Regions from separate parts of the Mus musculus genome. Here region 1 is linked to region 2. The links are chromatin loops, found by intact Hi-C in ENCODE. Cell type or tissue: left cerebral cortex. All regions are shown on one strand.

Region 1 (5,000 bases), 160 kb after region 2:
CACCACCACCACCACCACTACCACCATCACCATTACCACCTAATTCACCTGGTGCTCCTCTAAAGAGAGAGTGAAGTGCTCCAGCAGGGGCTGAACACTAACCCAGCTGGATCCGTCTTCAGAATGTGTGTAGGCACACTACACATGCTGGACAATGCATTTCCCTGGAGTAATTTCAACTCTCGCTCAGTGCACTGGTGTTAGCCGTCAAGCCCTTCCTTCCTACTTTCCAGGTACCTTACTTGGGTGTTGCTATGGCTTGCCTGGATCATACTAAACTTATCCCAGGCCTGAAATCTACAGACTCAACACACTTTATCAACTGTACTGATTCCTAGAAGGCAAGTGTAAGGAGGCCACACTATGCTACTGACTGTAAATAAGTCTGTATGGTCCAAATTTAAATCCTTTGCATATGATGCAAACAGTCACCTAACCTCCCTCATTTCCCCCTTCTCCAATTTAGAGGTTTCTTAAATCACCAGTTGGGGTATTAGATTCTAAATGAGGAGATATGTGTGTTTGCTTCTCACATAGTCACCTGAGCAGAGTGGCCGTCTATGGCAGCTTGACAAATCAGGCTTTCTTTTTCCAGTGGGTACCCATCTCAAAACCAGCTCAATGAGACTGCAAGGTGACCAGGCTATGTAAAGGACAGGTCTGTAGCTCACAACCAAGCTAAGAAAGATGCAAAGGAAAGAAGGACCTGGGTAAATCCTCATGCTGTGGGCTCTCACTGCAGCCCACAGCACGAGGTACTTTCTACGGTTATGAGTAACTGTCCCTACTAGACAGGGAAAACCAGAGAGCCTATGAAAAGATGCACATATGTCTGTCAATGGAGTGTAGAGCCAGCTCCTTTTTTTCTATTATTAATTGTATTGGTTATTTTCTTTTTTTTTTACATTTCAAATGTTTACCCCTTTTTAGGTCTCCCCTTCAGAAACCCCCTCTTCCATCCTGCCTCCACCTACCTCTATAAGGGTGCTCCCCCACCTACACACTCCCATCTTCCCGCCCTGGCATTCCCCTACCCTGGTAGACCCAGCTTCTTAACCTGGGCTTTGTGACCCCCACAAGGACTACAAAGGTATCCAAAATCTGGCGAACTAGGAAGCGTCTCTGAGCATGAGACAACAAGAAATCAATTCAAAACTCAAATGCACTATGACCCAGAGATGTTTCCGACTGCCCTAATCAGGTCGTCGTAGCCCATGACTCCCCTGCAGCTTTGGTTCTGAACATACAAGGTCCATGTGATGAAACACACTGACCTTTTTCTGGGAGAAAAGGGTGTATTTCAGGTTACAACCTACGGTCCTTCACCCAGGAAGTCAGGGCGGGAGCACAACACTGGAAACCGGAGGCCGGAACTGCTGCAGAGGCCATAGAGGGGTGCTGCTCGCTGGCCTGGTCCTCACAGCTTGTTTAGCCTGCTTTTGTATACTTTTCAGGATCATGCATCCAGGGGTGGCACTGTCCATACTAGGATGGGTTCACCCACAGTGATCATCCATCGATGATCGATCGATGAAAATGCACCACACGCTTGCCCACAGGCTTGCCCACAGGCTTGTCTGGTGGGGCATTTTCTCAACTGAGGCTCCTTTTCCCAGAACGACTGTGGTCTGTGTCAAGTTGACATAACAACAAGCTATCACGCTTAGTATTGTTCATGACACCATGCTATGAAATACCAAGGAACGCTGTCCCAAACACCTCACCTTGGTCAGGGTGGCCCTAAGTTCTGGCCTGCAGGTCAGTTTCACAGTACATACAGTCTTCTGCTCTGACAGAAACAGAATGGCTTCCTTATGGCAAACAAAGACTTTACTTTCCTACCGCAGTCCCTCAGTGCATACCAAATCAGTATACTCTCTGGATTGCAATTTGTTAGAATGCTTGGCTTTAAAAATCTATCTTTGAGTTATTGACTTGAGTTCAGTAAAAAAACCATTCTGGTAAATGAATTTTAGCTGGGGAGCAGGACAGAATTTTCAACAATTTCTGTGGTGGCCCCGAACGCAGTCCTGTCATTTTATCCTATGTATTTATGTGACAGTGTTCCCAGTGCTGATGATATTAAAGATCAAAATGTCAATCAACTATGAAAAATACTGACGATGCTCTATGTCCTGTAGTATCAAATGTTCAGTGGAGATTTAACTTTATGCTAAAAAGAAATGGGCTACATGCATCTCACTAATACAGAACTTTCTTTTTGTCTTTAATAATTGATAAAATAAAAATCTATAATAAAAATTAATTTCAAGTAAATTTCATTGTGATTTATGGCCAGTAACTGTTTGTATGTGTTTTATAAACCTATATTCTTTGGGTTTCATAAACTTTGGGAGGACAAAAGGAGTTGTGAGTGGAAAAAAGTTTAAGAAACCCTAGTATAGAACAGAGCTGGCATTAAAAACTAGTGTAGGAAAAGTGGACTGTTCAAAGTGTGGGACAAACGGCTTTCCTTGAGGACAATATTAAAACTGATTTTCTGCTGCATGCAAAAGGGTTAACAACCCATATGTGCACAAGCATACTTCATCACAAACTGCAACCTCATTAGGAGGAAATGCCCTTATAAGCTTAGCTCTTAAATTCATAATTGAAAAAAAAATAGATCAATTAAACCAAAACAAAATTTAAAATCTTCCTTAGGACAAAATACTCCTCACAGAAAACTCAGCAGGAAAGAAGACACCGGGGGAGGCAGCTGTAACATGGTACAGAATTTAAAAACCTTCCTTCAGACAGACTGGATATTCAGAAACACGGAGAAATGACGGCACGCCAGTGAACGGAGATGAGCGGGGTAAAAATAAGCGTGAGACCCCACCACACAACAAATCTGTTTGGCGAACACTGAAAAGTCACAACTGTGAGGACCCGTGAGAAGGTGGAGGGCCAGACCCCTCCGAGGTGGCCTGTGTGAACCCGTGCACTCGCTCTGCAGAACAGGTTGGCACAGGCCAGGCCAGCTGGCGGCTGGAGCGCTCTGTGAGTCAGCAGTTCCACCTCTGGAATGTCTTCCCCGGGACTCTCAGGGGAGGCACTTCTGCAGGATGGATGGCAATGGCAGGCAGCCGCCTGGTGTGGCAGAGACTGGGGACAACAGAGCACTCGCCATCAGCATGAACGAGGGACTCTGGGCTTCCACACAGATGTGCTTGCAAAACAATGTGGGGTGAAAAAAAAATCAAGTTGGAGAGTATGCCGTTAAGCATGCAAATGTAACCCATGTATGATTTATGAACACTCGGAGTGGGAACACGACACAGAGACAGATTGGAAGACTATGCCCCAAATTCATGATCAAGGCTGCCTCGGGGGAGGAAGGAAGAACCCGAGGAACCATAACAGGAGGGATTTCAGCTTTAGTGAAAATATTTGGTTTCTTTTGTTTGAGAAAATTCGGGCAAATATGAGAAATGATTAACATCTGTTAATTCTGGTAGGTGGTTCTTACATTCTCGGCATTTTTAATTACTGAAAAGGAGCATGAATCCCAAGGATAAAACAATTAAAATTTCATCATGCCAAAAAGAAAAATCATCTATGTTACTGTTCATCGTGGGCCCCACCCCCCACCCCCGGGACAGGACAGACCAGGAGCTCCGTGAACACTGCTGCTTAGCTGAGGCTCTTTGCTGGGTGCTGCCAGAGTGTGCCCCCACAATTTCTAAGACAGTCCTCATTATCCGAGGAAGAAAGCTGTGTTTTGAGAAGGTTAAATGATTTCCTGATGCTCTGCAGAGGTTTTGAACGTGAGCTTAACTCTACATTATAGATAGCAGGAGGAATTTCCGGCAGACAGGAATGCAGACGTTAAAAGGACATGAAAACTCGGTGTGGAGACCCAGGTGTTGATCTGCATAGATAAACAGCACAACAACCCTGTGCCGAGAGAAGTGTTCTTTTAAAATCACATCCATTTATTCTGTACGCGCCATGACAACTCACAGGAGTCTCTCTCCTTCCATTGCGTAGGTCCTGGGGATTGAACCCTGGCCATCAGACCTTTACCACCGAGTCAAGTTGAGGCAGCCCCACTAAATCATCGCCAACCAAACCTGAATTTTAAGATTGTTGGATGTTTTGTTTGCTTGTTTGTTTGTTTTTTCAGTACAGGGAAATCGAACCTATGACCTCATGCGTATGAACAATGAGAGAACGTCACTTACCATGGAGAGAAACGAGGAGCAGTGGAGAAAGGTTCCAACATACAAGGGATGGGAAAGGCACATTCTCTGTCGAGGGATGCCCAACCCCAGGGTAAGGTCCTGCATTGCCAGAAAGCCTGTATTTGCCTCAGTCAGGTCTGTTCCTTTGTGATGTCCTCTCCATTGTAGTTAAGGCTACCCAGAATCCCTCTGTTCTGGTTCCTAGAGCCTCCTGTATCCTCCCAGACCCGGTCTTTGGGAGTGCATCAGACACACCTTGAGGGTCTCTAGTTACTATCTGCCCGCACACACTCAGGTTCCTGAGTTGCCTTAGATCAGTCAGTTACCCTTTCCGTGCTATGCTTGCTCCTGCACAAAGCTGGGAGATGCAGGAACAGATGAAGAGAGCATTTCTGGGAAGCAGAGGAGAGGAAACTGGCAACAGAAGGGCTCAGACTGAGGGAAGGGACCAGAGCCGCCCCCTCCTGAAGGTAGATAACTCATCTATAGCACTAGGACCTGAGAGGTTGTGGACGGTCCCCCAGTGGCTTCTGAAGACCAGGAAAATGTTGTCACAGCAAGCTTCAGACAGCACCACACAGACTAGATGTTCAACAAACAAGAATGAAACTAGTTGGGGGCTCCAGGACAGGTGTACAAGCAGTGCTAGCTGAGTAGTCAGGTTGGCAGTGTGAGGGAATGGGGCATGTGTCAAGGCCGTAGGCAAATGGCACGGACACCTGGCCAGTTAGCAGGGATTCTAGATACCAATCTATGAGACAGAGGTAGAAGCTCCCGCGTGAGAAACGTAAACCCAAAGGCAGAGAATAAATT
Region 2 (5,000 bases):
TGAACATCACCTTTTGTGATTGTGGCTTAAGTTGGAGGGTTTTCACAGTACAACAAACCTATGTGTGTCTTTACAACCAGTGGCTGATTGGGATGTGGTGGGGGTGGGTCTCACAGGAATTTTCTGGATTCTGTAACATCAACCCCTAAAGTATTTAATTATGATGACTACAGTGTCTTTGACATTTGTCTCTTCGAAGCATGACAAGGCGTCCTTGCTGCTCTGTATGAGCCTTGGGTCAGACAGAGTCAATGGTCACTGGATATCCCTGTGGTTGCTTTCACTGACATCTGCTCTGATATCACTCTATACAAGTCAAGGCACTGAGGCAGGATGGCCTTCAGGAAAACTTCCCCTTCTCCGACTCCTGCTCATCACAAACCGAGCATCACAACCAACAGGAGGAAGGGGTGGGGCTCTCCATCCAAAGGGCTGTGAAGGCAGTTATTTGGGAAGATATTCATGCTACAGCCTTGTCTCACACTATACACCAGTATAACAATTTTTTACTAGAGATAGTCAGAAAGAATTAAAATTGTAAGCAATGCCAAGTTGGTTTCTGCCCCTGTCTCTAGGCAGAAAGGGGATGAAGTATAGCATACATGAGAGGGGCTCTAGCACTGCACATCGCTGTGGAACTGAAAACTTTACGGGCAAAATTCCAACGTCAACGACAAACTGAGATACCTTGGTTCCACTAAAGGACTTCGTGCCCTGATACAGGAAGAATTCCTCTAAGAAAACAAGAAAACAGTAAAAAATGCTGATAAAAAGCAGGCAAAAGGAAAGTGGACTAGCAGGGAATACATATATAACTAGAGGTGTGCAAAGACTAGTCAGACTCCTAGGGGGAGGGGCAGTACTGAAGACTGAGAATTCAGGAAAGGCTGGTACATTTGAGACACTTCTGTTTTAAAGAAACATTTCCCCAAGGAAATAGAGATTGGAACAAAGATTTGTGTAAGTGTGCTTAGCTCAGCACTAGTCACAAACACTTTAAATATATGATGGGGGAAGGATGGTTAATAAACAAATAGTAATCACTTTATAGAGACACTAAAAGCGACTTAAAAAAGAATATTCATTGACATTGTAAGGTATCTGGAATGTAAAATACTGAAAAAATAAAACAGATAAATAAGTCCCTGGTTTTAAACATACAAGATACACATGATTGTGTACTGAGGATCCCTGACGTTGTCCAAGAAAGTGATTAGCTGTCATTATACAGTCCCTTCTATTCCCTTCGTGGGAGCTCTTTGCAAGAGCTGCCTGTGGAAGAAACAGCCCCATCTGTCCCTTGTAACAGCACTCAGGATTCACACTGAGAATGGCTGTCCATTTGCACGGTCTATGACACCACCACATCCCCAAAGTCCCCTCTGTGACTTGTGGTTGCCTCTCATGGCACCATGTTCAGAATCTGGTTGGTGCTGCCCTATCTGAATGTGCTCTAGGGTCCCCAGACTGACTTTGGTGTCTTTAAACACACCCACCCTAAGAGCACAGTGCGCATGGCCTAGATCTGTCTGGAGCCAACAGCAGACTGGCAGAGAAAAGCCTTTAACATGCCAGTAAAGAGACTTGAAGGTTGCAGAGTCCTAAATACAAACGATGGCCAACCTAGGGGCTCCATCTCCTTTCTGGAACAGGTCTGGTTTTCATTCCTTTTTAAATTTCAGCTGCGACAATCATGTGAGATTTCCATAAAGATGGGCAAGTGTATTTTTAGAAAATTAAAACCAAACCAAACCAAAAACCCCCAAACACTAAGAGAGAGAGAGAGAGAGAGAGAGAGAGAGAGAGAGAGAGAGAGAGAGAGAGAGAGAGAGGCAGGGGAGGGGCATTAATTTTTTTAATCGATCAGCAGAGGGAGCCTGTGTCCCGTCAGCTGCTCGCGCCCAGGCTAAGCACGGGAGGAGATGAGGTCCAAGCAGATTGGTACCTGTTCGCTCATGGTGTTGATTCCATCCGGCCCCAGCAAAGACACTGCCTGCTTCACCAGGTCGGTCCGTCCACAATTCAGCATCCGGAAGCCCAAGTCCTGCTTGAACTTGGCTTCGATGGCCACGGCGTCCAGCTTCCGAGAAGCACAAAAGCAGTCGTCCGCCCTGAGGGGTGGGGAGGGAGAGATGGTCACGTGGGTGCAGCCGCTTTTCCCCCCAGGATCTGGTCCCTGAGATCAAACGTCTTAGCAACCCCCACCGAGCACCTGAGATCCTCGCGGGCTTTTCCTAGGTTTTTGCCTTTTCTAGGTTTCCATTTAAAAGAACTGCCTCAGCCTGCACGGGTGGAGCACTCTTTACTCCTGGAACTCGGGAGGCAGAGGCTGATAGGTCTCTGAGTTCGAGATCAGCCTGGTCTATAACGTGAGTTCCAGGACAGCTAGGACTACATAGAGAAACCCTGTCTCAAAAAACCCAACCAAACAACTGGTGTCTCACTCCGCGCCCGCCCCCCCCGCCCCCCCCCCCCCAATTTCTGGCGGTTCTAAATCCTGTCTTTACTGAGCTTAGGTGTGGTCCCTCAGTGTGCCAGTAGAATCCTCAGCTAAGAATCATTTCATTATGCAAATATTTAGGCATTTTTTAAAAAAATAGGTTAGGTTCTCTGCTGAATGTTTTATCTGAGTTGTTACATTCGGGTCCCACACAATAGAAGGCATAATTCCTATGGGGGGACTGTCCAAAAAACAGGAATGAGGAATCTTTCTGAGGCTACCCCATCTATAAGTGATAGCTTGGATTTGAACCAGAGAAGCATGTGTGGAGAACCCGTCTTCGGATCTTCTGTGCCACTCTAGCTCCCGAGTGCAGAACCTACTGCTTTCCTGTTCACTTGACTGAGCCCTCATACTTGGCTGTGGACTTCTGAGCAGGCATTTGCCTGGGTCCATTCCAGTGACAGAGGAGACAGGGGGCATTAAGACAGGAGAGTGGACAGAGCTCAGGATGGACTCTCTCCTTTCAAAATAGAACAAGCTGGAGAACTTGCTAGATGAAATGAGAGATGGCAAGGTGCTTCAGCAAGCCACTTCAGGGAGCAAGAGGCTAGGCCAGGAAACGAGGGAGGAAACCAATGAGAGAGGGTGATACAGGCTTCATGTTGAAAGAATGTTAGTACCTTCTCCCAGTCCCCATGAACTGGTCAATAATCACTCAACAATAATCAAGCAACAATGTGTTGATTGAGTGCCTGTTAGGGTCATGTCAGCAGCCCTGCGCTGGAAGCCCACAGTCTGGTAGAAGACAAGCATGAAGACAGTCCGGAGAAGACAAGCATAGGCCATATTCTCATGTATCTCATACAAGTATTTAGGGTTCGGTGGTTCTCTCTCTAAATAAAAAATGTTATGAAACTATAAGCCCCTTTGCACCACACACAGCCTAGGGGAGCCTAGGCTTCCTCGGAAGGTGGCCCTTGAGCTGTGGTTGTAGGTATGGGGAGAGGAATGGCAGAAGACAAGAGCACTCTGTGCAGAGCCAGCAGGAGCAAGGGTCCAGGTGAGACATGGCAGGGTATTTGAGGCTATCCACAGAGCCCAGTGTTTCTAGGGCATTAACCTCTGGGCAATCTGTGCCAGTTGCTGAGAGAGGAGGGGCAAGACCACAGAGACCCTTCAGCTACACAGCTGCCTGTGTGGTGGGAGAGGATGGAGGGACCCCAGGGCCTGGCTTCAAACATGACATTGACATCCTAAACACTGAATGGAGCTGTGCCTTACAGCTTCTCGGTCCAGTACGCGTGGGCTTTGAACTTGTCAAGCATTGCCAGATTAGGCAAATATAAATGCTAGATCAAAGGTGCGTGGGGCATCTTTATACCAAAGCTTTATTCATTGTTTATCGAAGATGGAAATTTAACTGGGTTTCCTCTTTTATCTTTTGAAGGGCAGAGCTAAACATGCAGAGAAACTCAGGATCCCTCACCTTTAGTGTGGCGGCCAACTTCATCCTAAGGGCTAATGGTCCCCACATCTGCCCAAGGAGACATTGTGGCATCAGGGTAACAAGGCAAGACCCCAGAACACAGATCACAGAGGCCTCCAGGGGGAGTAAGTGTGAATCTATGCATGTTAGTCTAAAGTACACGTGCATGCGTGTGTGTGCATGTGTGTGTGTGTTTAAATCTCTGGGAGTCATCCGACTTGATTCATTGCATAAACAACCTTTCTTCTGCTAGATGCTAGCAATGTTGGAAAAGGCTGCTTTGTGGAGTCGCTTAGTTCCCATCCCGGGGAAAGATCTCGAACATTGGAGGAGGGTCAGGGAGTGTGGAAGACTGATTTTGTGGCAGGAAATGGCTGTTACACCTGTATTCATAGTAGCTGTGATTATTGGTTCAAGATCTGTACAACCTGGGACTTGTCAACACTTCACATGGGATACGGGTAAGGTTTCAGGAGGACCCACCATTCTCTGAGGGCAAATATGTAATTAACAGTTTCTGGGTAGGGGCTGGGGAGGGAGAAATTTTCACAGTGATGTAGCCATTGGTAATGTGGCCACGCTCCTGTAAACAACTCTAACAAGACTCACTGGGTTATTAAAAACAGAACAAACACCATGGAAACAGAAGAGGGGTTGTTTGGAAAGAGGGAGGGGCTTAGCAGTGGGGGAGGGGCAGAAGAGTGACAGAGTTGGGGATATGATCAAAATATATAATTTATAAGTATGGAAAATGTCATGATGAAGTCCAGTGTGTATAACTGATATCCACCAATAACGTTTTCAAAAAGGAGTTCCCATCTAGGGTTAGAGATGTGAGTGATCTCGGTCACAGGAAAACCCACTGACTCGTTTCCTCTTGCTTGTCCGTCTCTACCAGCCTTAGTCAGATAAGCGGGTTTCTCCCTCCCCTTCAATCAAGCTGCACGCTGTGTGCTTGGGCCAGCATGGCCAGCGCCTACCGCCTTGGACACCATGCCAAGGGGCTCCAGAGGAGGGAGGTAGACACTGGGTTCACAGAATTCACAGGCTTGTAAACAGATAATTCTAAGA

The links. Hi-C counts contacts between places; a loop is a spot of excess contacts. Peaks named below come from ENCODE experiments on the same cell type or tissue, not always from the same donor. Only the 100,000 strongest peaks of a DNase experiment are listed, where the experiment ranks them.
Region 1: it touches region 2 in a loop (1.9-fold over the local background); 8 of 42 quality-filtered maps call a loop at or near these places.

What each region holds. Positions count from the first base shown.
Region 1 is chr10:85,457,184-85,462,183 of GRCm38, reverse strand. The region is part of intron 1 of Btbd11 (BTB (POZ) domain containing 11); the gene reads right to left. Among named protein-coding and RNA genes, the nearest start is that of Btbd11, 73 kb to the right of the region's middle. In left cerebral cortex, no CTCF peak of the experiment used is centred here; DNase peaks (open chromatin) are centred at 3,072 and 3,216; H3K4me3 peaks cover 379 bases.
Region 2 is chr10:85,622,014-85,627,013 of GRCm38, reverse strand. It overlaps Btbd11 (BTB (POZ) domain containing 11), which reads right to left. Exons shown (of 17, transcript NM_028709.2): 5 at 1,946-2,111. Among named protein-coding and RNA genes, the nearest start is that of Gm40731, 34 kb to the right of the region's middle. In left cerebral cortex, a CTCF peak has its summit at 1,881 (motif pointing right); DNase peaks (open chromatin) are centred at 1,567 and 1,954; H3K4me3 peaks cover 479 bases; H3K27ac peaks cover 249 bases.